Linked DNA regions of Homo sapiens: regions 1 and 2 are each linked to region 3. Evidence: chromatin loops called from intact Hi-C (ENCODE). Cell type or tissue: GM12878. All regions are shown on one strand. Links, peaks and the distances in the headings refer to the core of each region. The heading gives the core; the rest is flanking DNA. Region 1 overlaps SLC10A7 (solute carrier family 10 member 7). Region 2 has its middle 90 kb from the start of ZNF827. Region 3 has its middle 26 kb from the start of LINC01095.

Region 1 (5,000 bases), core at 1-5,000, 240 kb after region 3:
ACGTACACTCACCCAGATAAATTTAAGGCTCCACATTTATGGGTCAATCTCACTTATTAACAATTGACCAAAACTTGGAAATGAGGCAACAAGAGGACAGCATGTCCCTTTAATGTCATCTTGGAGTATTATCTATCAGCCAATCCAAGGTTTACTTAACCACCTTTGTTTAACTTCTATTTACTATTGGTTAAGATTCAGACTATAAAAGTATATGTTAACTTACAGAGTTTTGTTCAGTAGTGATGGAAATGGTTTCTGTCTAGTAGAAAAAATAACCACAATAACTATGGTTTTATTGCCCTGTAGGCATTGGCCAGTTTTGTCTCTAATTTAGCATACTTATTTCAGTATGCTTTTCTAATGGCCTGGGTAACCCCCATTTTTATAATCTCCCCAGAACTAGCTTTACCATCCTGATGGTTTCCTCATTATTCAGTTAAATAAATGTTTGACAGGTGTTCATTCTGTATGTATAAGAAAATCATGTTCTTAACTTTTCGAAAATTATACTTTGACAACTCCCTTCTTCTGAACTTGTATTAATGGAAATATCATTTTAAAAAAAAGATTACTGTCAATCTAAACCTCCAGGCTATCTTCATCTTTTGTCCTGTGGTCAGTATATAGTGATATCTTAAACAGTTAGTGAAAAGTCTATTCTTCAAGAATAAAATGATGTCAAACCAATATTTAATGAGTGAGACTGGTCAACAAATCCTAAGCAACAAATTATAAAGAGGTGGTATAGGGAATTCTGGACACATCTAAATTTCAACAAAATGGTCAGGGTATATAGTCTCCAAAGAATATGACATTATAAGCATGAATGTCAAGATACATAACTGAGAAAACTTTTAGAAAGAAAGAAAGAGACATTAGGAGCCTAGGGAAGGGTAGTTAGAAAGAAAGTGGTGGTGGATTGGTGAGCAAGGGCCTCTTTCCTCTCCTCTGACTATACTTTCCCCTTTACAACTAGACCTTCACAGACTAAGGATCTTAACATGCCCAAATCAAACATTTAGCAGTTATGGTCTAGCAGCTGACAGGAACATGCTGCTTTGTTTATTAGGCACGGTACACTATTGTGAAGACAGAGGCATCCAACTATTTGAGCTGGATAATACTAGCCACTGACATTGTCCAGTTAATTCTCTCTAGTCTGAGATCACGTGCTATGATTTGGCTCTGTGTCCCCACCCATATCTCATGTTGAGTTGTAATCTCCAATGTTGGTGGTGGAGCCTAGTGGGAGGTGATTGGATCACGGGGGTGGATCCTTCATGAATTGTTTAGCACCATCCCTTTGGTGTTATTTTCATGATAGTTAGTTCTTGTGAGATCTGGTTGTTTAAAAGTGTGTAGTACCTCCTACCTTGCTCACTGTCTTGCTCTTGCTTTCACCATGTGAAGTGCCTGCTCCTGCTTTGCCTTCCACCATGAGTAAGTGCTCCCTGAGGCCTCCCAGAAGCAGAGGCCATTATGCTTCCTGTATAGCCTGCAGAACCATAAGCCAATTAAGCCTCTTTTCTTTATAAATTACCCAGTCTCAGGTATTTCTTTATAGCAATGCAAGGACAGAATAATACACCATGCTTGTCAAGAAAACTTTTAGTAATAATTTTGTTTTCCAAGTAGCATTTCTGACAGGAAGATAGCACACTGACTAGTTGACATCAGTCTCCTAGAACATAACCACACTAAGGTGTGCTGATGATATTTCTGGATATGTAAAGATATGGACCTATTCCTGGATTGTGGTGATCCCATTAAAGCAATGTCACTCAGTGAGGCCTTACAGGAATGGCAGCTGGCTTGTCCTAACGACATTACATTTAATTAAGCAAACATTTATTGAGTACCATGTATCCTATATTACTGGTGCCGAGGGGAAAAGGTGAATATATGGTTTATGTCATAATAGTGTATGCCATAAACAGTTCCCACCAGAGAAAGCAGTTCTACCTGGTTCCTCTCTAACTTTAATACTTTGATCAAAAAATACCTCTATCATCTCATTCTCAAAAAAGTGTGATTTTTTTCAGGCCAAAATTAAGGGTCTTCTACACTTATATTAAACATTAGCTTATTAGATTTGGCCTATTATCTTTTCAGATTTTGATTTGTCACTGACACATTCAACATATACCTACTTAGTGACTACCATGCCAGACCCTATTAGATGATGAGACACAGAGGTGAATGACACATACACAATCAATGCCCTCAACGTTTTTTAGAGAAGACAGTTAAGCAATTACAATAAAATGATAATGTTCAAAATGAACATTACAGTGAGCTATGAGAGTGCTTAATAGGGAGGTGAAAGCAATTAAGATGAAAACTGAAAGAAGAAAAGGAGTTAACCAGGCAAAGGAGTCAGAACAGAAGAAGGGAAGGGAGAGGAAACAGGCAGAGGGAAGAGACTATAAAGGCACTGAAGGCAAGAAGAACATATAGAAACTGAAAGCGAAGAGCAGAACGTGAGGAGTGCAGCTGTGAGAGATGAAGTTAAAAGACAGATGAATCAGAAAAGCCTAGTAATCCATGGTAAGGAGTTTGGGCTTCACTTCAAAGCAAGAGGAAGACACTGGAAGAGTTTATGCAGCCATGGGTGTGGGGAGGGGCAATAGAACTGGCACAGTGCTCTCTGTGGTTAGGTAAGAATCACTCCGTGTGTACTTTAGAGAACACATTAAAGCAGAAGATTAGAGTGAGGCAGGCTAAGCAGGAGGCTATTCAGGACTCCAGGCAGAAGATGATCTGGGCTAAGGCGATGGGATCTTAGTCATCAAGATGGACCAACAGAACAGATTCAAAACGTATTTGAAAACTAGACTAGTAGACTGTTCAATTAAGTTTGTGGGGAGAGTGTCAAAACAGAAGGAAGAACAGTTTCTTAGTTTTCTGAGTTAAGTGATTCTTGACCAAACAGGAGATCATAGAGCCAATTACTGAGCCAGAGTGGAACTGGGGATGCACAGACTCATTTTTCTTGGGAAAGATGATGAGTTTGAGGTATCTGCAAGGCCTCCAACTAGAGATACTGTGATAGCTGGATTTATGGGACTGAAACTCAGAATAGGGTCTGGACAGTGAAAACAGCTGAGTAGTCCTCAGCATATAGCTTGGTGTGGTGATTTACTGCTACAGAAAATAAGTTAAGAAATGTAGACTATAGATTGAAGCTTATTGAAGGCTAGATGAAAACAATTTCAATAGATGACTAGTGTGAAAGTTAAATTGGAGTACATGGAGGGCTGAGTAAGGAGGGAAAAGAGGCAATTTGGACAAGTCTTTCCAGAAGTCTAGCTGTAAAGAGGAGGAGAGAAACAACAGCAGCAATGTAAGAAGAATGAAAGTGTGGTAAATGGAGTTCGTTGTTTTTGGTTTTGTTGTTTGCTTTGTTTTGAAAGAATCTTGAGGATTCTTAAAATTCATAGAAAAGAGGCAAAAGGGGGTCACAGGAATAGAGATTTAGTAAAGAGAAGGAATTTTACCTGTTGCAACTAAAGAGGCAGCAGGGAAGGAGCCCTAGCACAGCTAGAGGGTTTAACTTGTAGAACAGCAGAGGGTAGGTATCTCTTTATTGTAAAAGAAGAGCAGAGGTTATAGTAGGTACAGATGAACATAGGCTTGAATGCTTGATGTTGGAAAGTTGAAGACATTTTCATGTAAGACTTTCTCTTTTCTCTGTTTTGTAGAACATGAAGAATTTTACTAAAATGAGGGGAAGATGGGTGCAGAGGAAGGGGAAAGTCAGTGATTGGGAACCTGTGTTACGACTATTGGGAAAGAGTCTAAGTTGGTGAAGGGTCTGAGATTACCACACTTTCAAGATGACAAGTCGGCCTGCCACACATTCAAGTATGCTGGCAGAAGGCTCAAGAGTCCTGGATCCTGGATGAATGAGCTATGACGATGTGGATGGCTGGATGTCAGGAGAAGATGATGTCAGTGTTTGGGGATCCTCAATAGTTGAAGGTTTTTGTTTTGTTTTGTTTTGTTTTTGCCAAAAACTTTTGGAAGAGCATTGTAATAGAATGTTATTGTCTCTTTCTTTTTAACTCATTAAAGTGTTGCCACAGATGTTGTAAAAAAAAAAAAAAAAAAAAAAAAAAAAAAGAGTCCTGGATCAGAGCCAAAGGATTTTACCACTCATAGAACAGCAAGCAGCCTAAGCATGATGTTGGTGTCATTTCCCCTTGTCCCCAAGTCAAGCAGGTGATGCAGATGGGCTCGAATGGATGCCTGCAGAAGCAGTGGACTGCATTCCAGGAAAGGAATACTGAGCTTAGGGAACCTGAATCTTTTATAAGAGGCAGAAAGCAAAGCTGCCCTTTGTTCCAGAGTTGAGAACAAAAGGCAGTCAGTGCCTCTGCTGACAAAATGTATAGAAATATGAGACACAGAGAGAACTGTCGCCCAACAGAGGAACTGTCCCGCAGACCAACCCAGTTGATATTGGTCATCTAAACATATGAGTTATCAAGCCCATTATTGCTCCCATCAAATACCACCACTGAGCTAATATTTCCATACAAGGAAATGATGATAAGATAATCATTTTGAAATGACCAGAAAAACTTCTCTCCAAGGTGACATTGATTGCCTAACACTTCATGAACACTATCATTTAAACAAGATTCTAACCAACTGAAGTGACTTCTAACTCATAATTTATTTACTCTCTTTGTTGTCTTAAAATGGGTGAATCTGCTAAATATCTTTTTGAAATCTAGATCCTCACTAGATTGAAATGTGATCTAAGCGCCAGCAACATTGATTTCACCTGGAAGCTTGTGAGAACTAGCTGAATATCAGACTCCGCCCCAGAACTACTATGTCATAATCTGCATCTTAGCAAGATCCCCAGGTAATTTGTAGGCATATTAAAATTTTAAAAAATGGATTTAGATTCTAGAGCAGAGGTTGGCAAACTTTTTCTGTGTAAGGCCAAGTAATAATTATTTTAGCCTTTGCAGGGACACTTCTGCAAT
Region 2 (11,616 bases), core at 4,065-9,064, 66 kb before region 3:
CAGTCAGCAGGTGGCAAAGGAGATAGGCTGGTGTCTTTCCCTTCAGGATGCTGAGTTTCCTTAGGCCCCAAGCAGGTCCAGAGGTGCCATCCAGGAACCAGGGCCTGACATCAAAAACCTTAGAAGTCTATCTGGTGCTATATTGCACAATAGCTGAGCTGCCACTCAACTCACAAGATGCAGTCCTTCCCACTCTTCCCCCACTTTCCACAGGCAGAGGAGCCTCACCTCATGGCTACCACCACAGGCCCAAAGGGAGTACCCCCAGGCTACTGCCAATATCTCCCTTAAGGCCTAAGGGTTCTTCAGTCACTTTGTGGTGAATGCTGCCTGGCCTGTGACTCTTCAGGGCTGTGGGCTCCCTCTGGTCCAGGGAAGGTCCAGATATGTTATTCAAAAGCCAAGGCCTAGAATCAGGGACCCCAAGAACCCACTTGGTGATCTACTCTACTGTGGCCAAGCTGGTACTTCAGGTGCAAGACAAAGTCCTCTTTACCTTTCCTTCACTTTTCTCAAGCAGGAGGAGTTTCTGCCCATAGCCACCACAGCTGGAAATGTACTGAGTCTTACCTGAAGCCAGCAAGTCTCAGAGTCTCACCCAAGGCCTACGGCATACTACCTGGGTATTACTGCTAATTGTTCAGGGCCCAAGGGTTCTTTAGTCAGCAGGTGATGAATCCTTCCAGGACTCGGTCCTTCCCTTCAAGGCAGCAGGTTCTCTTCTGGCCCAGGGTGTGTCTAGAAATGTCCTGAAACTAAGGCCTGGATGGAGGCCTCATAACTCTGACTTGTGCTCTATCCTAATGTGGCTGAGCTGGTATCAAGATGCAAGACAAAGTCCTCTCCATTCTTTGTTCTCCTCCCCTCAAACAGAAGGGAGGGGTCTCTTTTGGAGCTGTGAGCTGTGCAGACACCTGAAAGGTGTCTCCCTAGGTCACATGCCCCTCAGTTCACTGGCTCAGAGCCCAGTTCAGCCCTAGGACTTGCCTATGAGTTGCAGTCCTTGTGGCCCAGACTGCCTTTTGAGTTTATTTAGGACTCCAGAGCACTTTAGCTCACGGTGGAAAGCCTTGCTGGAACTCAAGTTCTGACCACTGGGATGGGCGATGCTCCTCTGCTTAGGACTGGTTTAAATACTTCCTCTGTGGGCAGGTGTCAGAGGAGTTCAGCTCAGTTTTGCTTTCTGTTGTGACAGAGCACTACTGTGTTCAATGCAATGTCTCACAATTGCTGTGCTCTCCTTCTCCCAAGCACACAGATTTCCTCTCCACACCACATGGCCACTGCTGGGGCTGGGGGAGGAGAGGTGTCAGCAATTCAAGACTGTCTCCTATTCGCCTCACTACCTCATTCAGTGATATGAAGTTAAAACCAGGTACTGTGAATGCTCACCTGATTGTTGGTTCTTATGAAGGTGTTTTTTGTGTGTAGATAGTTGTTAAATTGTTGTCCTTGGGGGAGGGGAGATATTGGTGGAGGCTTCTATTTTGTCATCTTGCTCTGCACCTTCTCCTCAAAGCATTCTTAATTGAATGAAACATGACCAAATGATCACCTCATCTGGGATCTTCCCTCCACGCCTCCAGGTTATTAATGTATCATGTGTATTTGCAAATTATTTTATTGTACGTATCCCCCAGAGCTATATTAATTGCTTTCTCATTTATCTGCTAGGTATTGAGCTTGGAAGTGCAGGGCCAATGTCTTGTTTCTCCTGAATATTTAGCATCATTCCAGGTCCATACTCAATACTCAAAAAATGATTGTTGAGTGAAGGGAAGACATAGTCTCCCCTCTGTGACAGACACTGATTGTTGTCTTTCCCCTGCCGCCTGTCCCCATAGCCATACTATCCTCTGGCTGCAGCACTCTTCCTATCCTGCTCTATCCCTAATGTGCCCACTCTCCTTTCCCCCTCATTCCCCAGAGCACCACTACCATAGGGTATTGGGTATAGTCACTTAAGTGTAAGCCTGTCACGCTCAGTAAGAGTTTCAGAGTGATGCATGGAGATTTTAGCATAGCTGAGAACAGAGTACAACTTAAAATGAAGTTCCATATTAGACATCACCATCTGAAATTCTTCAGTGATTTGTACCATGGAGTATCTCATATTGGTTGTCTTTCTCTGCAGGGCCTGGCCTGCTGCCATTTTCTCTCTCAATTTCTCTCTCTTTCCCATTCTTTCTCTCTCCCCCCAGAAACCTCCTTTTCTTCTCCTTCATTTTAGAACACACTATCTGTATTTCCTCACTTCATTATGTAAATATATTGACAAATTTAATTCTCAAGGTCTTTCCAAATCAGGTCTGGACTTACTTTTGAATCTCAATGGTATCTTGTTAAACAAAAGTGTCATCTAACTCTGATGACACTTGGCACAAGGTTTTCGTTTATTTGTTTGTTTGTTTTGAGACAGTCTTGCTCTGTTGCCCAGGCTGGAGTGTAGTGGCACAATTATAGCTCAATGTAACCTTGACCTCCTGGGCTTAAGTGATCATCCAACCTCAGCCTCCCAAGTAGCTAGGACTATAGGCACATGCCACTGCATCCAGTTAATTTTTAACATTTTTTGTCTATATGGGGTATCACTACATTGCTAAGACTGGTCTCAAACTTCTGGCCTCAAGCAATCCTCCCGCCTCGGCCTCCCAAAATGCTGGGATTATATGCATGAGCCACTATGCCCAGCTCTTGGCAGAAGTTTTGAAATTCATTTTTCGTCTACTAATGCAGGTTCTTCAGCAGGGTTTATTGGAACCTGTAATCTGTGGGCTAGAGGTGGAATGGAGGTGGAGCGGTTCTTATTCTTGCTACAGATAAAAAAAACCATGATGATTTATCTTAGAAAAGAAAAAGCTAAGGAACAGTTTAATAGTCTTCAAATAAAAATTTTATTAGTATCTTGAGAGAGGAGAGTGGTGGCTCTGATAATCCTAAATTTATGAACAACTTTGAAATGTGTATGTTTGCACACTTGACTTAGCTAATTTTATAAAGAGTTTGTATTCACCTGGTTTTTGAGAATATGCTATCTAGGTCAGAAAAGGAGATGGTGCTGTGGTAATGTACAGGGTAACAGAGAAACTTAATTTAGGATTACAAAAAATGCCACAATGTGGATAATTAAGAGCTAGCTGTCCAAGAAGAGATATTATGTAATCATTCTTCAACCCCAGGAGCAACAGAAGTGGGACGAGAGAAGAGAAGAGTGAAGAAGCAGAGGTGTTCTGTTTTTACTCTTGTGGTGATAAAATGTTCTGCAATCTCTGCTGAGGGGTTTCCTGTCCCTTTAAGCAAAAGGATCACATCACAAAGTGTTTCCATGCCAGCTTTTGACTATCTTAGTTCACTCAGCTGAAATGATGGCTTTAGAAGCTGGTAGTACAGTGTAGACATACAGAGCCTACTTCAGCCAAGGACAGTGTTCCTTGGAATAGCTTCTACTGAGCTTCTGAGAACTAAACCAAGATACCATGTGCTGAATTCTTCCCCTCACCACCTCCCATATGTTGTTTTCCTGAGGTTGGCATAGAATGAACACACAGCCAGAGAAATAAGAAAAGTAAGACCATCCTGCTGCCCTACAAGAAGAAAAGGCATGATTTAAAAAAACTCAGGTTGTAAGGGCATTTAGAGTACCCTGTTCCCCACAACATACTTGCTACCTCCACCCATGTGTCTGCCAAGGAAAAAAGAACCAGGCTAAATAGTTAATGGAGTGACCTAGGATGTAGCCAAAGTTTAGCTCAGTGTGGGTCTGAACTGGACTCCATCCAAGGCAGCAGGTTTTATAGAGTCTGCAAGAATTAAAGAGAAGACATGAAGGCTACTTTGGGAGTAGAGAGGCAAGGGGATAAGGTAGGTGGGTAGAAAGAAAAGAGTGTGGGAATCACATGACTCATCATGATAATGGCTATCATCAAGGTCTTACCTTTGGTTAGAAGTGGTGGGTACCTAGGTGCTTATGATATTATTAAAAACAATTAAACAAATAGGCAAAAGCAGGTTATAAATGAACCAATGATGGGGATGTGCCATGAATCAAGGACTATGATAAATCCAATGCCAAGCTCCTGAGATCAAAAGGGGAATATGATAGAGATTCATTCTCTTTCATAGTGCCGTTGAGTTTCTGACCCATATGTTAAAACTTCAAAATATTGAAAGGAATTTAGGAGAGAATGCACTGCATTGTCTGTGGCAGGTGATCCTCACAATGAATCTATGAATGTCCAGATGGTGCAATCTCACTCGATCCTCTCAAACAGTCCATGGATTTGGTATTATGTCCATTTCACAGATGAGGGAACCAAAGCTCAGAGAGATTAGATACTGTGCTTGAGGTTGCAGGGATAGGAAATGGTGTCATCAGGTTTATAACCTGGGTCTGCCTCCCGAAGCCTGAGGTAGCTCTCCGTTCTGCCATGTGACAAGTCAGTGGACCTGTGGAGAATGAGTGTTGGGTGGGCAAGAGTGTCATCCCTCCTCTCCCATGGGTCTGAATCTGGTGCCAGGTGTGTGGGCAGTATCTGTACTTTTACAATGATTCTTTCATACACTAAAAGCATAATCATCACCATCATCAGCATCATCATCATCATCACTCCTCCTCCTCCTCCCTCCATATTATGGACAGGCTCAAAATACCCAGTTTCTCAGAAGTCTTTGTTGTGGGTAATAAAAATACTTTTCCTAAAAACCAACTTTTATAAGTTTCTAATGTGAAACAATAGTTAACCCACGTCTCATAATCATCTGTCAGCCACAACATCAAAAACAACAATAATAACAGCAAAATATCACAATAGATATACAGCACTCTCAGGACTTGCAAGATGAAAATATGGTCACAAACTAGACTCAGTCCACAACACAAGGTCTTGTGATCTCTGTTTAGAGTCCTCATTACAGTGTCCTTTCAAATAGCCAGGCTTCAGCCTTTAATAGGTTTTGAAATCAATTTAGTGGGTCTTAGTATTTAAAAAATAGACTTTTGAATTAATCTACATTTTAAGGGTAAGTATTGTTTTGTAAGGTTTTTGTTTCAGTTCTATAGGTGTATATGTGTGTGTATGTGCATGCATATGCACATGTGTGTGCACTGCGTGTACACTTCTTACTGTGGTTATTTATCATAAGGACTTAAAGGCCCTGCTGCTGGGAGCATTAATGAATGCCTCTGAGGAGTTAATGAAAAGGTAGCTGGGAGGGTTCCCTGATCTTGTGCACCCATACAGACCATGAACACCTTCACATGCAGGATTTAAAACCATACTTCACAGGGCTAGAATTAGATATTGAGGCAAATCATGAATGCATGGCACTTTAAAGCAGATGACACCTGGGTATAATTTGGAAGATGAATGGTCAGCTAGGGAGTTGGGCTGGACAGAGCCATTCAGACCAAGTAATTGCAAGAGTTATAAAAGGGTAGGGAATGTTACGCCTTTAGAAATATTGTGGCCTAACTGCTACCTCACTGTCTTTAGATACATTGGGAAAGAATTTCTTCTACTTCTTATAGACAGTAATTATTTATTACTCCTTTTAAGAGTAATTTCACACACAAACACACACACACACACATATATATTTATCTCCAAAGTACCAATAAATAACACCAACAGCAGGAATTTTCATGGTTATTGTCTACTGGGTGTCAGGCACCCTATTAGGTGCTCTCCTGCATTATTTTTAATCCTCTCAAAGACCTTACAAGATTGTTCTTGTGGAAGTTTTACATATCAAAGAAGAGCAGCTATTGGTTTTGAGGAATTAAAGGGAAAGACTAGCTGGTTGTTCATGCACAAGACTCATAGGATTCCATTAACTTGGTGACTTTAACCGTGTCTTTAGCTCTGCAGGTTCAGACACCCACGTTTGTCAACAAGCTGAGAGTTGGTATCTCAGATATGGGTCATGTTATCCAGTGGAGGTGTGGACAACCAAAATGTCTCCTGATTAACCTATGATGACAATAAATGTGACACAGCCTGACCAGCCCATGGGAACTCATAACGCAATTAAAAGTTTGCTTGGTGAATGTTGATTTTAAAAAGGGGATGGTAGGTGACTATACAGGTTTAATTTTATCAGGTAAGAATGGCTTGAAGTGAGGTTACCAACCTTTACCTTTTACCTCAGTAGTTTCTCAGTGAGAAGAACAGACCCAGGGAACTTTTTGACATAAGAGTGATAGGCTCTGCCCCCAAAGCTCCAGTGCTCAGAGCTAGAGACTTCCACTTGGGCTTGAGCTAAAATGCTGGCCTTTGATATCTCATCCAGACTGAAGATAGGGCAGAGCCAACGTGACTTGCTTGCCTGCATGCACTATGAGAAACTGGAGCAGAAGGAAAGCAAAAGGAAGCCTGCTGAGGAGCTGAGGTACGAGGGCCCCGAGACTGGGCAGGCCAATCAAAGAAGGTGAAAGAGTGTGCACAAGCAATGCCCCGACTCCATCACCCCACCTTCTGATATGTAAAGCCAAGTGGTTGGTATGCTGTCTTGAGTCAGATTAGCTACTCTTACCCTGGTGAGAGAAGAATGAAAGGAGGGACAGAGAGACAGCATGCGTCAGTTCACATGTTCCCTAAAATGGTCTGCAAGTTGGATGGGGGGAAGTTCTCTCATCTGGAGCCTGAGGTGGAAATATGGGAAGAAGAATAACAATGTCTACAAAAGGGCAAGCACTGCTCTTGGCCAGGAGATGGGTATCTTTGACCAAGATGCAATTTTTTTTCCCTGAGCTGTTCTTAGATTGACTCATCAGCTTGCTCTGGAACCCCATAAAGGCAGGAGCAGAATTTGTTCATGCTCTTAGCACAGTGCTTAGCAAACTCTCAATGTATGTATGGAATACCTGCTTTTACTTCTCCTTTTTCTTCTTTCATGGTGTCGAACCGTACCTTAAATTGACTATTATTCCTTTAGTTGTTTTATTTTCCTCAATCAGATTACTAGGTTCAACATGACGACTTTGCACATCTCTGCTCCATACAATATGTATTGATTTTGTTGTTTAGCTCTTGGAGGACAACCTCATTTTCCTTCCTGATACCAAGTTCTTTAGGGACACATTTCCCTATAGCTGTCAAGAACCTGCTGTCTCATTCCCATCCTACAGTCATTTAAGAGCAAAGCCAAAGTTAAGATCTGAGGTCACAGGAAAAAAAAAAAGATGTTATAGGATGTACTGTTTGAACAACTCCTGTTAGATGTTAGTGTTTCACAGAACTCATCAGAGAAACCCAAGTTTTCACAAAACACTACATTTATTTCCACCTCCCACAGCAGTTATCTTGCCCAAGAGAGGAAATTGTTTCCAATTTACACATGGTAAAGGACACCTCCTGAAAATTTCCCTTTGGGGCTAGGAATTTAATCTTACTACTGGGTTAATGCATTTATTTGGGTGGCTTTTTAACCTAAATAAGTGAGCAGTACTTCCTCCCACCATCACTTTCATAATTGCTGTGAAAAGAAGCCCTCGTGGGGGTTGCTGCAGAGACAGCCTGGGGAAACCCCGTGAAGTTAAATGCGCTGCTTGAAAACACAGACACCCGGTTCTAGCTGCTCCAGCCCTGAGCCATTAGATTTGGTCGTCAAGGAGCCCAGCAGGGCAAAGGTCAATTTCTCTTTGCTTTTTTCTTCCACTTCCTGTTCTTCCACTTTTTCCATTGTCTTCTCACAGCTATCCCAGGCTCTCTCCTTCTTTTTCTCTTGTCTTTTCATATTCTCAAAAAACAGGATAACTTTCAAAGCCTTTCCTTTCTTTTCTCACTCTATCCACATCCCCTCGGCTGTTCAAATGCATAGAGTTCACCCTTAAGCTAAGGAGACAGTGCAAATTTTATAGTAAGAATGTAGGCTAAGAAGCCAGACTTCCTGGGGCTGAATCCCAGTTGCTTGGGAGAGTTACTGAATCTCTCAGGACCTCAGTTTCTACATCTATAAAATGGGAATGATACTAGTAGTTCTTATCCTATAAGGTTATTATGAGAGTCAAATCAGTTAATATATGTAACGTGATTAGGAATGTTATGTAACGTATATAAGAGTGTTTGCTGGGAAAAAACAACAACAACATGTCACAAGTGGGTAAGAATGAAAATGGGCTTAGAACAGAGATCACATTCCACCCTCTGTCCCTTTGATTAAGGATAGGGGTTTGGCTGCATCTGCTTTTCTTCCCCTAAAATATCCACGTATTCTAAAACTCTGAGTATGTTTTTTGTGTAAACTGAACATAGTTCAGAACTTTTTTCTCAGCTACCATTTTCTTTTTGGAGAGTGATAAACTTGATCTCTTTTGTGAAGAGCTATTTCTGGCTAGCTTTAACATAATGTTTAAATTAATGACCATTTGTTTATGCCCATGATGTATAAGCTAAACAACTGCCCCTGCATTCTATAATTCCAGTCCCAAGGAAGGGGAAAAAAAATGCCAGGATAGCATGGGGAAGAAAATAGCCATCATCACCAACCCACCAGAAAATCTCCCTCCTCTCATATTCACTCTTTAATTACAGAACTGCATTTATGTACACATTTGGAGAATTACATGTTTATATGTCTTGTCTCCTCTTGATCATAAGGTAGTGTCTGTTCCATCTTATGTATTCTTGGTGCTCAGAACAGTGCTACACTTACCTGTGGGTGTAAAGTACAATTTGCTGACAAACTATAAAGCAATATAAATAGATCATATATTAGACTAGTATTAAAGGTTTTAAAAATAGTCTATTTTAAAAATATAGTTTGTGAAATTTATGAGTTTTAAATGGCAAAATTTAAAAGAATTAAATAAAATGAGAGTGGTTTCCATTTTTTGAATCACATTTTCTGCTTTTATTCCCATATGCCCGTAAAAGGGATTATATATATAGTAGGTGTGAAGCACTTATGTAAGGTATATGTATATAAGGTATATGTATGTGTGTGAGGTATGTGTGTGTGTGTATGTGTGTGTTATGTGTGTGAATTAAGCTGTCAAGTCAGCACACACAAGGAGAAAATCATGTACAGAATTGCCTTAGAAAATTGCATATATCCCAGAAACTCAAACACGAAGATTTAGCTTCTTTTGCTTCTATTTACATTTCTCTGTAGTCTCATTCTCTGTGGAGCACTGAAGGATAGAGAGAGTCTAGTTTGAAAGGGAGAGTACATGCAACAGGGTAAGAATTTTTTTTTTTTACTTTTTTTATGCATTAAGATTTATGAAAATAAAATTCTTTTAAAATGCAACTTCACAGTGTGTGTGCACATATGTGTAAATGTCTATTATATATACACTTATACATATATACACGTATATATACACTATATATACACACACACACACACACTCACACACATATATATATGTGTATGTATATTTTTGAGACGGAATCTCTGTTGCCCAGGCTGGAGTGCAATGGCACAATCTCAGCTGACTGCCACCTCTGCCTCTCAAGTTCAAGCGATTCTTTGCCTCAGCCTCCTCAGTAGCTGGGACTACAGGTGCCTGTCACTATGCCTGGCTAATTTTTGTATTTTTAGTAGAGATGGGTTCCACCGTGTTGGCCAGGCTGGTCTCAAGCTCCTGAGCTCAAGTGATCCAGCTGCCTCAGCCTCTCAAAGTGCTGGGATTACAGGTATGCACCACTGTGCCTGGCCTGCCTGTGGTATGTTGTAATCTATACACTTTTATTTTTATTAATTATTTCACATAATTTTTACAACAGATCTGAAAACAAGGTTTGCATTTACAGATCAGGAAACTAAGAGCATTGAAGTGATTTTCTCTGTGGTCAGTGATGGTGCTAGCTTAGAACTGGGCAAACAAGCTTACACTTTGATGTTTACCCACTAGCACTACTTCCCTCAAAGCTGATCACAAATCATAATCGTGAAAGAAGCTTTGAAACTACAGATCTACAACTTCCTTTTGTAGGACTGGAAGGGACCTTAATTAAGACCCTTCTCTTTACAGAGGAGGGAACTGAAGCCCAGGGATACCGGAAGAGTTGGCCCGGGTCACATCGTGGTGATTGGAAGGACTAAGAGAGCAAGCCTGGCTCTTGACTCCCAGGCCTTTCTATACCCCGCCTCCTGCTGCCCCGGCCAGGAGGCTAGATCTCAGAATGCAGTCAGAAAAATCCTTCACTGAGAGGACTAGATTGCAGCTCTGAACAGAGCAGCATGTGGAGGCGTGCATTGTGAATTTTAGCTCCAGATCAACTGCAAGAATAAACCTGCAATCCCAAGAGGACCCACAAACCCTCTGAAGGAAGCAGACTGCTCCCGCAGGACCTAAGAGACACCCCAAATACTGTGAGTGCCCCAACTGCGGAAGTGGAAAAGGAAGACCCTCCTCTCCTGAACACACACCCCCACTGGAGAAGCTGAAGGTCTGTTTGTGGGAGAAGTTTCCAACTTAACTGGAGCTGAGTCAAGTTAGAGAGCCCAGCAAAATGCAGGGGTAGAAGAAGCAGCAAGGCCCTGGGAGCTCTCTGGGTCTCCAAGCAGCCCATTCCTCTCTGGTACCATAGGGATCCACTGGGAGGGTGGCTAGAGGAGCAGAGGGTAAAACTCCATGGGGAGAAGGAATTCTCTAGCTGAACTTTGTAAGTTTGAACAGGGCAAGAAGCCTCCTGGCCAGAACTCAAGGGAGGGTGTGAATCCGGTGTGCAGACTTCACAGGTGGGAGAGAACTAAAGCCCTTTTCTCTCGCAGCTGGGAAGCAGATAGCCTTGGGCAAATTTCCAAGTCCGTCTTGCCCTGACCTGGAAACAGACTCCCGGCTGCTGTTGAGGTCACAGTGAGAGTGAGACCGGCCCTTCAATTTGCATGGGATCTGGGTGAGGCCAGTGACTGCTGGGTTTTCCCCACTTCCCTGACAACCTGCATGACTTAGCAGAGGCAGGCATAATCCTCCTTGGTACACAACTCCAGTGACCTGGGAATCATGATCAAGTGGGTTTCATACCAGGGATGCAGGGATGGTTTAACATACGCAAGTCAATAAATGTGATACACCATGTAAAGAGAATTAAAAACAAAAATCACATGAACATCTCAACAGATGCAGAAAAAGCATTTGACAAAATCCAGCAACCTTTATGATTAAAACTCTCAGCAAAATTGGCATACAAGGGACATACCTTAATGTAATAAAAGCCATCTATGACAAACCCATAGTCAACATAATACTGAATGGGGAAAAGTTGAAAGCATTTCCTCTGAGAACTGGAACAAGACAAGGATGGCCACTCTCACACTCCTCTTCAACGTAGGTACTGGAAGTCCTAACAAGAGCAATGAGACAAGACAAAGAAATAAAGGGCATCCAAATCTGTAAAGAGAAAGTCAAACTGTCACTGTTTGCTGATGATATGATTGTTTACCTTGAAACCCCTAAGGATTCCTTCATAGAACTGATAAAAGAATTCAGCCAAGTTTCTGGATACAAGATTAATGTACACAAATCAGTAGCTCTTCTATACAACAACAGCAACCAAGCAGAGAATCAAATCAAGAACTCAACTCCCTTTACAATAGCAAGAAAAAAAAAAAAAAAAACTTAGGAATGTACCTGACAAAGGAGTCAAAAGACCTCTACAAGGAAAACTA
Region 3 (11,616 bases), core at 2,954-7,953:
ATGATACCATTAAAGTGAGAAAGTAACTAAGCAGTAGGTCTTAGTTTCTTATGGATATACTCATATGAATGAAACATATGTTAAAAATATGACAATATGGATGGAAAGGATGAACCTCAATTCAGGCTAGTGGCTGATTTAGAGAAGGAGGAAGGGCAGTAACAGGATAGGTGACTTTAATTTTGTCTGTAATATTTTATTCTCAAGTTAAAAGGATCTGAGGTAAATATGGCAAAGTAATAACATCTACTAAAGGGATAGTGGGTACATGGTAATTTGATATATAATTTCTGTTCCTTGTGTTTGCAGTTTTCATAATGAACACCAAATAAGCAAACAAATGTTTAAAAGGCAAAATGTCCCTGAGAGTTAGAGAGATCTAGGTCCCAACTGAGTTCCCATTATTCACTAGATATAGGTCCTTGGGCAAGTTACCTAACCTCCTTAAGTTGCTCCTATTTATGTATTTTCATCTATACCTACCTCTTGGGAATATTGTGAAATTCAACAGCGCTCATGTAAAGCATGTGGCACCCAGCATACAAAACAATGCTAGTTCCCTTTCTTACATCAAGTACTGTTTAGTAACATTGATTTAAACTCCATGTCTTTGTCTAAACTAAAAGAAAGCTCTGAGTGGTTGTAATGAGACAGAATAATTTTCCTGTTTCCCTTATTGTGACCTTTCTTTCTTTTTTTTTTAACCCCTACCTTGTCTCAGGTATTTAAATGTGTGTGTGCATGCACAAACACATAAGCAGTACTTCACAAGTGCTTTAGAGCAGAGGCTAAACTTTTGGAGGTTGGGAAAATGGTCTCTTTAATGTCATGTAAGTGTGAAGCATCTTTTCACTTACAGGCTTAAAAGAACTATATTGTAGCAAAACTAGAAATCAGTTAAAGTTTTTGTGTTGAGACAGTACTTGCTGATTGAATTCTCATGGTGTATGTGTTCTTTTTCTTTTTCTTTCTTTCTTTTTTTGAGCTGGAGTCTTGCTATGTTGCCCAGGCTGATCTCAAACTCCTGAACTCAGTCAATGCTGCTTCAGCTTCCTGAGTAGCTTATTACAGGTATGTACTACTGCACCTGGCTGTATTTATTTTTATGTAGTCTTTCATAACAATATAATGAGGACAGTTTTGTGTGGTCAGTTTTAAATTATCCTTGCTGTGGAGACATCAGAAAGCTCAGGAAAATCCAGAAACTTCATCTGAATCAATTGTTCTCATTTTTTTAAACTGCCACTTGAACTATTAGCAGAAAAGATCATCAATTCAAGTATCTACCCCTTTTTGTTCTTTTTTTCATGCTAGAGAATTTGTTAAAGAAAGGTTCAAAAGTCACAACATTAGCAGCAATAAAGGTAAAAAATAAAAATAAAAGGCTGAGCCTGATGGTTCACACTGGTAATCCCAGCACTTTGGGAGGCCAAGGAAGGCGGATCACCTGAGGTCGGGAGCTCAAGACCAGCCTGACCAACATTGGAGAAACCCCGTCTCTACTAAAAATATAAAATTAGCCAGGTATGGTAGCGCATGCCTGTAATCCCAGCTACTCAGGAGGCTGAGGCAGGGGAATCTGCCTCTAGGGAGGCAGAGGTTGCGGTGAGTCAAAATTGCTCCATTGCACTCCAGCCTGGGCAACAAGAGAGAAACTCTGTCTCAAAAAGTAAATAAATAAATAAATAAAATAATAATGATAAAATAAAAATAAAAAATAAAAAAGTCTCCGCTACTTTGGGGACAAAATGCTAACTGAAAATCAAGCTGATCAAATTGGTTGCTTTCAATTTTATGCTGTCTCTAGACTGAAGCTCAGAGCTTCTTATAACTAAGGAGGAGAGGAGAAAGATATGTAGAGAGCAGGCAGAAAAGAGTCTAAATAACCAAGGACTGCTATGCAGGTTGTGCACTGCACAACTCCAGAAAGCACGATTTACATGGACAACTATGTATGCATGCAATGGCCCTGAAAGGAGGTATCAAAGTAAAGAACAGAAAAGGCCGTAGTTGCACAGAAGAGTTCCTAGTCTCTGAAATTTCCCACAATCTAACTTTATGAGTGAAGCCCATTCTCATTTAACTACACAAGTAAGTGATGGATTTTGGAGAATCAAAGTCCATAGTATAGATAATACATAGGATTTTTCAGTGGGATACCTCTCAATAACATGGAAATAAAGGGAATGAAACTAACAAGGACCAACATGTAATAAATAAGGTTATCGATCTGCAGAAGTTCCCTAAAAGATTAAAACTGAGTAACAAATAGACATAATAAACAGTCAAATCTCATTTAAAACATAAATCAATATATATGTTGTGCAGTTTCCTGTATTTAAAAAGGTAAGAAACAGCAATGCTAATTAGGATGAACATATGTACTTAATTAAACATCCCACTTTCCATTAGTGAACACACAAGAGGAGCACAGTTTATGCAGTTTTCACAGGTTTGAGAATGAGCTTACTAACCATGTATAGGAGAAAAATAAGTACTGCACAGTTTTGAAGAGCATTCTGCATTTCATTGCTTTGGTTAAAAGTGTAAGGTGGGTAAACACCTAAAGGTCCTTCTATTTATGTGTGAAATCAAGGGTAGGTTCATGAGTTCTTTTTCGTTTTAAAGGTCTGTGATTTTATTAGCAATGATGGGTGATATACAAGAAAGAGGAGCAGAAAGAAATCATCCCTTTCCATGGACAAGTGCTTTCTTTTATCATTGTATCTCTGTGTGAATAAATTCTATAATTATTGTAAAGCAATATACACTATTCTAAATGCTTTTCTTTGGATCTGCATAGAGTGCCTTTGATGTAAGCAAGGCTGGGCAGTTGTTTAAAAAAGTGGTTTGGAGATCAAGTTCTTGACCTAATATGGACAAGGTCTATTTTCGACTCTTTCATTTGAAACTAGCAACAGCAGATTAAAAACAACTTTATACTGCAAATTCAAAGTAGAAATGTCTTTTTGACCAACATCTAATTTCTTGCTCTTTGTGATCCAAATTTGGTAAGCTTTGGGGAGTTGAATATTAAGATTATATTTCTACCTTGTGCAGAAGAGTAATTCTAGTCCATCAAATGAAATTGTAAGCGTCCAGTGAGGCCCAAGACTTGTTTTCATGGCACATTGATGGCTACTGGCTTGTGACCTATTAGTAGGTCAAGTTCATTGTCAGTAACCACCATATTATCCTAACCTCTTCTGCTGACCACAAAGAAAATGAACCAGAAGATAAGGCTCTTTCTTGGATCACTAATATTTTCCATTTGGGTACATTTATATCTTTCCTAATGTAGCAAAGTAGCATTAAGCGTAGCAATTTCAAGAGGTAAAGCAGAGGTGTTAGAGAAGCCAGATGGCTGCCAACAGAGGTCTAGCTCAATGGTAGTGTCCTGTCCCAAGTCTGTACTCAGATTTTCAGGTCTAGAATTGGTTCTGTTTGCACATCCAAATTTGACTGGGCTGAGAGATAACAGCAAATAACTAAACTTACAAAGGATTGATGTAAAAACTGGTATGCCAATTCCGTAGTTATAGTGGTAAATATTACTATGAACAGATTACTTATACCCCATATTCAGGGACTTCTTTTTTAAAGAATCTTGGTTTTTGGGAAGTTGAGTGAATTTCACAAAGATACCTGCTCTATCAGCCGTGATGAAACAGCACTGTGACAGAGAAAACCCACATAGTATTTCAAACAGGGAATTTTTACTATAAAAAAGAGAAAAATCAATCAAAAGAGAAAAATCAATCAAAAAGGAGAGAAAAACCACACAGTAATTCAAACAGGGAATGTTTAATATAAAGAATTATTAACTATAATAGAGAATTCGGATAATAATGGATTGACTAGTAAGAAATATAAATTACTCTACAGAATACAAGGATAGCAGATATAAGATTACTCCTAGGGCTGAGATAAAAGCCCTCAGCAAGAAACAGATCTTATTGCAGAGAGTGCAGCTGTGGCTCAAGGATGGCTGACAAGCCACTGAAATGCCTCACCAGTAGAACTTGCTGGAAACCCACCTTCTTGGGTGTCAAGGAAGCTATTCACAGGGTGGTGCCATGTTTTGGAATTTACTCCAGTGTCAAGCAGGAGGTGGTGGAGGAAGCTGCTGGCCACTGGGTGCTGGTGACTGCTACTTGCTGCAGGAACCTGGCAGTGGAGAAGCCCCACACGTAGAAGGAACCTAGAGAAGAGAACAGACCAGAATCAGAAAGATATACCCCTTCCTCCTCTTCTGTCTTTCTTGCACCCTCCACTGACAAACAGAGCATCATGCCAGATACCAAAGGAGAAATATTTACAGGGTCCAGCTCCATCCTCACAGAGTAGGTAATAAGGGATGGATTTGAAGTTGAGAGGCAAGAAATTGGTAACTGGCACAGTTGCTAAGTCAGCATGACATTCATTCAAAGAAAGGTAGACAGTCTTGAAAAACATATCATTCAAGCCAGGGAAAATGTAATGAATCTCCTTGTCCAAAAACAGAGCATACTTCTTTGTTTAAGGAAAACGTCTATGGGTTCTAGACCCATAACCCTTGGGTAGTTCTGGATAAACATAAATTCTTGTCCTGTTTTCCAAGTTCTGCTACAACCAACTTATTGCTGTTTGGGCAGGGTATTATACAATCAACATGATTTTAATTTTCTTAGATTTTTAAAATCACTTTCATGGCCTGTCTCCCTCACATTATAAACCTTACTGCTTTGGTGAATCTTGAAAGTTTCCTTTTGTCTTCAGCTGTGTATTACAATTTTGGGTACACCTACAGCTGCAGGTGGCTAACTCTTCGAGGCTGGAGATGACCTTCATTCAAAGTTACAAAATATCTCTCATGATAGCCTCCATCATGGCTATAGAGAGCTCTAATTCTCTCCAACATGACCTCAGAGAGACAAGATGCATTTAACTTTTTAGGCCAATAGTGTTTGATTTCATGAATTACTAAAAAACTTAGGAACAGCCTTTTTTATTACCCAGAAATAAGATTTGCAAAGGGGAATTAATAAAGTAAAAGGAATACTTATCCAGAGAGTATTTACTAGCAGTGTAACTTGAGGCATCTTTGTCCCTTGTTGCACAAATGCAAAATGTGTGTACTAAGAGCAACAATTTTGATAGGCCATTGTGAAAATCAATTCAGTTAATAGATGTTAAAGTGCTTAAGTCAGCACCTGGTACACAGTTAGTACTCATAAGTGATACATATGATCTGACATGAAAACCAAGAAATTTCTTAGATTTCTGGCAGAAATTTATCCAACTTGAGAGAAAAAGATCAGCAAGAATGAAGAATTTTAATACATTTTTGAAATAAGAAAAGGTATTGTACCCTTTGGTAGTAGAAAAAAATCTGCTTCCATTGACTATAGTCAGATATACTCTATTTATTAAGCATAATGGGAACTTGTGAGAATGTAGAAGATCTGTCCATTTAGGGCCCAAAAAACTTCAGGAAACAGTCTCCAATGGGTTTATGATGGATTGGGATGCAAATTCAGTGTCACTAGATGGCGCTGTAGAGCAATTAAGCTTGGTTGCTTGTTAAAGGTGATTTTAAACACTATTCTAAAATTGGGTTATTTTCATATGAACATTTTGCACAAGCATAGGTAGTTATGTGAGCCAAAAATAGTGTGCCTATGTTCACCAGGGTTTTTAACCCACAAACAGCTGGTGTGGCAAGTATGAGAGACCTTGAGAACAAATGACCAGGAGGAATAGTAGACTTACGGGAAGATAACTGAACACAAACCAAGCTAAGATTCAGTAGCTGACTGGGATCACTAAATGGTGACAGAGAAACTGTGGTCCGAGGTCATCTTTTCAAAGTTAAGGCTAGCATCGGTAAAATGAAATTGTGAGCTAAATACTGCAAAAATAGAGCATTAAAATACTATAGCTTGATATCTTTATTTATATCTGAGGTTCTGATAGCATACCTGATGTTTTACTGTCTAGTTCACAAAAACAAGACTAAGTTGAAATTATATGTTTTCAAGTCTTATTTTGGATTAGTATTTTCACTTTCTAAAGGGCATGTTTTAAGGGATCCACACTATTATATAAAAAATTGTGTTTGGGATTTGGTAGAACTTTTTTTTGGAAATAGTGAGGAGAGAGGCATGAAGCAAAGAAAGAAGTTGGTTTTATATACAGATGTTAAGGAAGGTTATAAAAAAAGAAGAGAAGGTGCAGGCCACATTCAGACATTTGACTCACATTATAGTGCAGTAAAACTAGTTGATTCAGTTCATTGCCTTCAATCTCCTCAATCAGTACAGCCTTGTCAATTTTTAAACCAGCCAGCAGAGAGCAAGAATGACTGGATGGCTGTGCTGCGATCCATTTATTGTACTACACAGAGCTATAGCTAGATTCCTACCAAGCCATAACATCACGAAGGAACAGATTGCACTTGACCTGTAGATGAATGGCTTTTGATGGGGACTTAGATGGAGATAAAGGAAGTCAGCTGCTATGGCTCTAGCATTAGAAATGGTGGGATATATAATATAATAGTATAGAAATGGTGGGAAAAGGAAACACTCTAACAGCCTTGGAATAAAGAAGAAATGGAGATAAGAGATTTACAAGGTTAAGAAATGAAGAGGAAATATAAAGGAACTTAAAAGGAAATTATTCCTTGGCTTCAGGAAATTAACTACTGATTCTTTCCTTGTAAGTTGGAGCCTTAAATAGTAAGAGATGTCTGTGGTGTGTAGAGAGGAACGTCTGTCTTATTGTGTGGTAACTCAGGATACTTGGCGTTCAAAGGTATAACATTTCAGTAATCTGGACCTTGGAATCCCCACTGGTTTTAGTGTTGTAATCTTCAGTCTCTACAAAGTTGACCTCAACTGAGTCACTGATACTTCATTAATGATTTTTCATTATCTTTAGATTATTAGACTTTAAGTTTGAGTTATAGGATTCCTATTTCAGGCATCTTCTTAAAATTAACTAAGGGCAAATGTGTATAATTCTTAGGTATTGCCTCTAAAGTCAAGGTTCAGGTGATAATTCAGTTAAAAAGTCAGTTCCTGAGTATAATGATACAGAGAAAATGTTATTTCTGTTGCAGCTGGTATGAGAATCCCATCTGAGGAGGGTTTTGCTAAGCCCATGAGACACTTACAAAAAATTAGGCTACACCCTGAGAAAGAAGTGGACCACACATCCCAGTGCCTCCCCATGGTGACAAGGGATTGGGGGTGGGAGCTGGGGGTGCTTCGGGAAGGTGCTAGACAGAGAGAATGAAATGCTGGTGAGAGGGTAGAAAGGGACCCCTCCTGGGGCCAGTCAGATCTACACACGTGATTCCCAACACATGATAGGCTTAATGTGAGTATATCCTTTGGGAAAACCCTGAAGGGGCTGAGTCTTGAACCCAGCGAGCATGTTTGAATTTAGGGGGAAAGGCCATCATGAGAAATATGATGTTGGTAATTTTAACTTTTCTTTAGTGCAGTCATTTAAAGCTGACAACAGGTCACCTAGCTGGAGAGCGGCAGATTTGCCACCCCACACTCACCCCGGCAGAGTGGAAAAGCAACTCTTGAACAATGAAATGAGTGAATGTGGAGATGAGTGAGGCCTTCCCGCCTCCACAACTCACCTTCTGTATCTATATGCCCCCCTGATGGCCCCTTATAGCTGGGCCCTCCCTGCCTCCAAAGGGTTAGATGAACTGAGTAACTGATAAATTACCCCCTCAGCTGTCTTCTCTGTGAGATGAGGAACTAATAGGATCTCTCCCGTGAGTTGTGGTGGTAATTCACATAAAGCCCTTAAACTATTACTGGTCATATGTGATGGAATATAGAATATATGTTAGTTCTTATCATTAAAAAATGACCTATTCTAATACTCTGTGCAGTAGTAACAGATGAAAGAAACATGACTCTCAATTTTTAAATTTTCCTCAGCCTTTGCTTCATGACTGTGCAAAAACACCAACTCTGGGACTTTTAAAAGACTTGGTACCCTAATGTCGAGAGAGGCCCAGAGGTCCTACTGCTGTGCAGTCCACCCTCCAGCAACAGAAACTCTGGCCGAATGCCAGGGATTAAAATATTCCAAGGAAGACAAAGACTAGAGCCAAAGCAGAAAGAAATCAAGATAAGAAAAATAATCCCTTGAGTGACACACAGTTATAATTAAATAACACAGAACTAAAGCCAAGCATTTTTTGTTATGCCCTCTATGAGTAATACTTGTGCTTTGAAACTTTTAAAATATTTAAGGCAAGAAGAAATGAAATGCATGGCAACCAGTTAAGGTCATACATTTAGGACAAAAATAATAAAATATTAAAATGAAAGAAATAAATGTTCTAACTGAAATACTGAGATTCTGTGGAGATGAATTATTCAAAGTAGGAAACACATGTGACCTCCAATCTATTATATAACGGGAGAAATGGTGGTAAAGTTCAAGTGTAGAGCAATGCCAAGAGATGAGAAAATGATGGCAGGTAATGCTTAACAATATTCTAAAATTATGCTTAGATTTAAGGAAAGAGACTTCAAAGAAAGAAGAGGCAAGTTTGGCTAGTATAAAATGGAGTCTGGGGGCTTGAAAATGGTATTTTTCAGTCAGAACACCTAAGTAGTCAGGATAGACTAAATTATGCTGTAGTAACAAATAACTCTAAGCCTCAATGGCTTCAAACAGCACAGTTTTACTTCTTGCTCACAATAGATGTCTATTATGAGTTAGCAAAGATCTCTGTTCATCAGTCACTTAGGAGTAGGATTTCTGATGGTACAGCCACCATCTTGAACTTTGCCAGTCTCTGTTCTAGAGGGAAGTGTGAGCCCAGGGTTTCAGATCATATAAAATACTAATGTCCAGAAATGACTCATGTTAGTTTTGCTCAAACTCCCTGTCCAGGACTACTTCAAGGGGGCCAAAAAGTACAATTTTACCCTGCAGGCAGAAGTGGGGAAGGAACAAGAAGAAGAAAAAGATTTGGAGAATAACTCCAGCGGTTCCCCTGCAGCTCCACATGGCACTCCTTGGAAGGAAAACCTGTTTGTATGGCTGGGGGCTTCACGTACTTTGTTCATGAGAAAATCAGCTCCTGACCCCAGCACTTAACATGAGCAGGATTTTTGTGACTAAGATGTTCATAACTTAGGGTGACTTTGAGGGAAGGATTGTAGCTTTATTTTTAGTATTAATTGCCATGCATGTAACAGAAATCCAGTAGGCTATGGGAACAGGCAAGGGCCTTTGCAATTGTCTAGCCTCAGGGTCTTGAATCCAAATGCCTACAAGAGCCAAGGCAGGAAATGTGCATGAATGGGGGAGTCCGGGTGGTGTGCAAGAAGGGGTTGTCATGAGAGGGTGCACTGAGGGTACATGTCCTCCTGAAGGGAGTGACTGCTTCTCAGCACAAGCAAAGGGCCAGTGTGAGGGATTATGAGATGAATGTGGCCAGATTTTCTGACTTTTTAAGAGAAGTCAGAGAGACACGGTTGTTTTTTGGTTTTTGGTTTCTTTTCTAATTTTAGATGTGAAATCTAGTTTTTAAACCTTGGTTTCAAATTATAAAAAATTTAAAACACCATTTTGAACTAATGAAACATGGCTATAGCCTACCAGTTTATGACAATTATCCCGTGTTTTTTAATCCTCCTTTCTCACCACTTTTCCCCCACCCTTATTCCTCCAGCAGCAGAAGAACCCTTTATTTGGTCAAAGTCCAACTCAGAAAGTCAATATCTAGAGTGGATATATGTGGGGAACTGCTCTGATTGAAGCAGAGTGAGGGCCTGGACCCTAAAATTCAGCTGTTTCCCCTCTTCTCCCAGAACTCAAGAAGCACAGTTTGAAAACCACAGAATGAGTGGAATGCAAGCCTCTGCTTCTTCAGGTGAGGATTCAGACCAGGATACAGAACCAATCAGAGGCCTGTCAGTCCAGAAGTCCTTCCAGAACACCAGCAGTCCTGCATTCATCCATGTGCTGACCACAGTGCCCACTAGAGCTCCCCGTGCAGTCAGAGATTCACTGAAGCCTCTGTCAGACGTCATCATGAAATGTACCCTGAAAAGACTCTTGCACAGGACACCCTGCTGGCAACACGTGGGGTGAAGGGTGCAGAGGTTGCCTTCTCCAGGGAATTATATTCTAAGATGTACATTTCCATCTTGGCAAGCTCAGAGACAAACACCCAGGTACTGTGCTCTGAAGCAGTTGAATTAGTAAACTAAGAGGAATAACATCTTGGGGAGCATTAGTGCTGGTGCTCTTTGTGCAGTGGGACATGGAAAGTGTGAGCGGCAGGACAGATCCTCAGCAGGGTTGAGAAGGAGCTACCTGGACTTCTGCATGTATGGGAGTTTTAGTAACTTAATAGCTCAGCTTTGCCTTGCGAAAATTCTATGTATCTGCACCCAGATCTTTCAGGTCTAGAAACAGATAGATATAAAACATACAAAGTATATATGTACACATTATATATATATATGTATTATATATAAAGTATATACACATATATATGTTTTCCTGTGAGTTTTATTTTATTTTATAATTTCAGCTTTTATTTTAGATTAACGGGTACATGTGCAGGTTTTACCTGGGTATACTGCATGATGCTGAGGTTTGGACTACAATTGATGCCGTCACCCAGATACTGAGCATAGTGTCCAATAGTTTTTCAACCCTGGCCCACCTCCCTCCCCATTCTAGTAGTCCCCAGTGTCTATTGTTGCCATCTTTATGTCCATGAGTATCCAATATTTAGGTCCCACATGTAAGTGAGAACATGCAGTATTTAGTTTTCTGTTCCTGCAATAATTCACTTAGGATAATGGCCTCCAGCTACACCCATGTTGCTTCAAAGGACATGATTTTTTTCTTTTTTATGGCTGCATAGTATTTCATTGTGTACATGTGCCACATTTTCTTTATCCATTCCACCACTGATGAATATCCAGGCTGATTTCATCTCTGTTGCTATGAATAGTGTCGCAATGAACACATGAGTGCGTGTGTCCTTTTGGTAGAATGATTTATTCTCTTTTGGATATATAACCAGTAATGGGACTACTGGGTTGAATGGCAGTTCTGTTGTAAGTTCTTTGAGAAATCTCCAAACTGCTTTCCACAGTGGGTGAACTAACTTACATTCCCACCAACAGTGCATAAGCAGTCCCCTTCCTCTGCAGTCTCACCAGGATCTGTTGTTTTTTGACTTTTTAATAGTAGCCATTCTGACTGGTGTGAGATGGTATAACCTTGTGGTTTTGATTTGCATTTCCCTGATGATTAGTGATGTTGAGCATTTTTTAAATATGTTTGTATGTCTTCTTTTGAGAAGTGTCTGTTTATGTCTTTTGCCCATTTTTTAATGGAGTTACTTGTTTCTTGCTTGTTGAATTAAGTTCCTTGTAGATTCTGGATGTTAGACCCCTGTCAGATGCACAGTTTGTGAATATTTTCTCCCATTCTGTATCTGTTTACTCTGTTGATTGTTTTTATTGTTGAGCAGAAGCTCTTTAATTATGTCCCATTTGACAGTTTTTGTGTTGGTTGCAATTGCTTTTGAGGACTTAGTCATAAATTTCTTCCCTAAGGCCCATGTCCAGA

The links. A loop is a pair of places that touch in the nucleus more often than their neighbours do. Peaks named below come from ENCODE experiments on the same cell type or tissue, not always from the same donor. Only the 100,000 strongest peaks of a DNase experiment are listed, where the experiment ranks them.
Region 1: a loop joins it to region 3, with 5 times the contacts of the local background. A loop is called at or near these places in 23 of 110 quality-filtered maps.
Region 2: a loop joins it to region 3, with 7 times the contacts of the local background. A loop is called at or near these places in 2 of 110 quality-filtered maps.

What each region holds. Positions count from the first base shown.
Region 1 is chr4:146,331,157-146,336,156 of GRCh38, forward strand. All of the region lies in intron 5 of SLC10A7 (solute carrier family 10 member 7), which reads right to left. Among named protein-coding and RNA genes, the nearest start is that of MIR7849, 75 kb to the right of the region's middle. RefSeq lists enhancers at 2,438-2,547, 2,628-2,697, 2,818-2,867, 2,878-2,967. In GM12878, for the core only: no CTCF peak of the experiment used is centred there; a DNase peak (open chromatin) is centred at 2,395; H3K4me3 peaks cover 1,703 bases; H3K27ac peaks cover 1,157 bases.
Region 2 is chr4:146,022,595-146,034,210 of GRCh38, forward strand. No RefSeq gene overlaps it. Among named protein-coding and RNA genes, the nearest start is that of ZNF827, 90 kb to the left of the region's middle. RefSeq lists enhancers at 7,633-7,852, 10,186-10,235. In GM12878, for the core only: a CTCF peak has its summit at 6,706; DNase peaks (open chromatin) are centred at 6,947, 7,217 and 7,337; H3K4me3 peaks cover 1,125 bases; H3K27ac peaks cover 2,521 bases.
Region 3 is chr4:146,089,768-146,101,383 of GRCh38, forward strand. No RefSeq gene overlaps it. Among named protein-coding and RNA genes, the nearest start is that of LINC01095, 26 kb to the right of the region's middle. RefSeq lists an enhancer at 9,886-10,125. In GM12878, for the core only: a CTCF peak has its summit at 5,527 (motif pointing right); a DNase peak (open chromatin) is centred at 5,606; H3K27ac peaks cover 376 bases.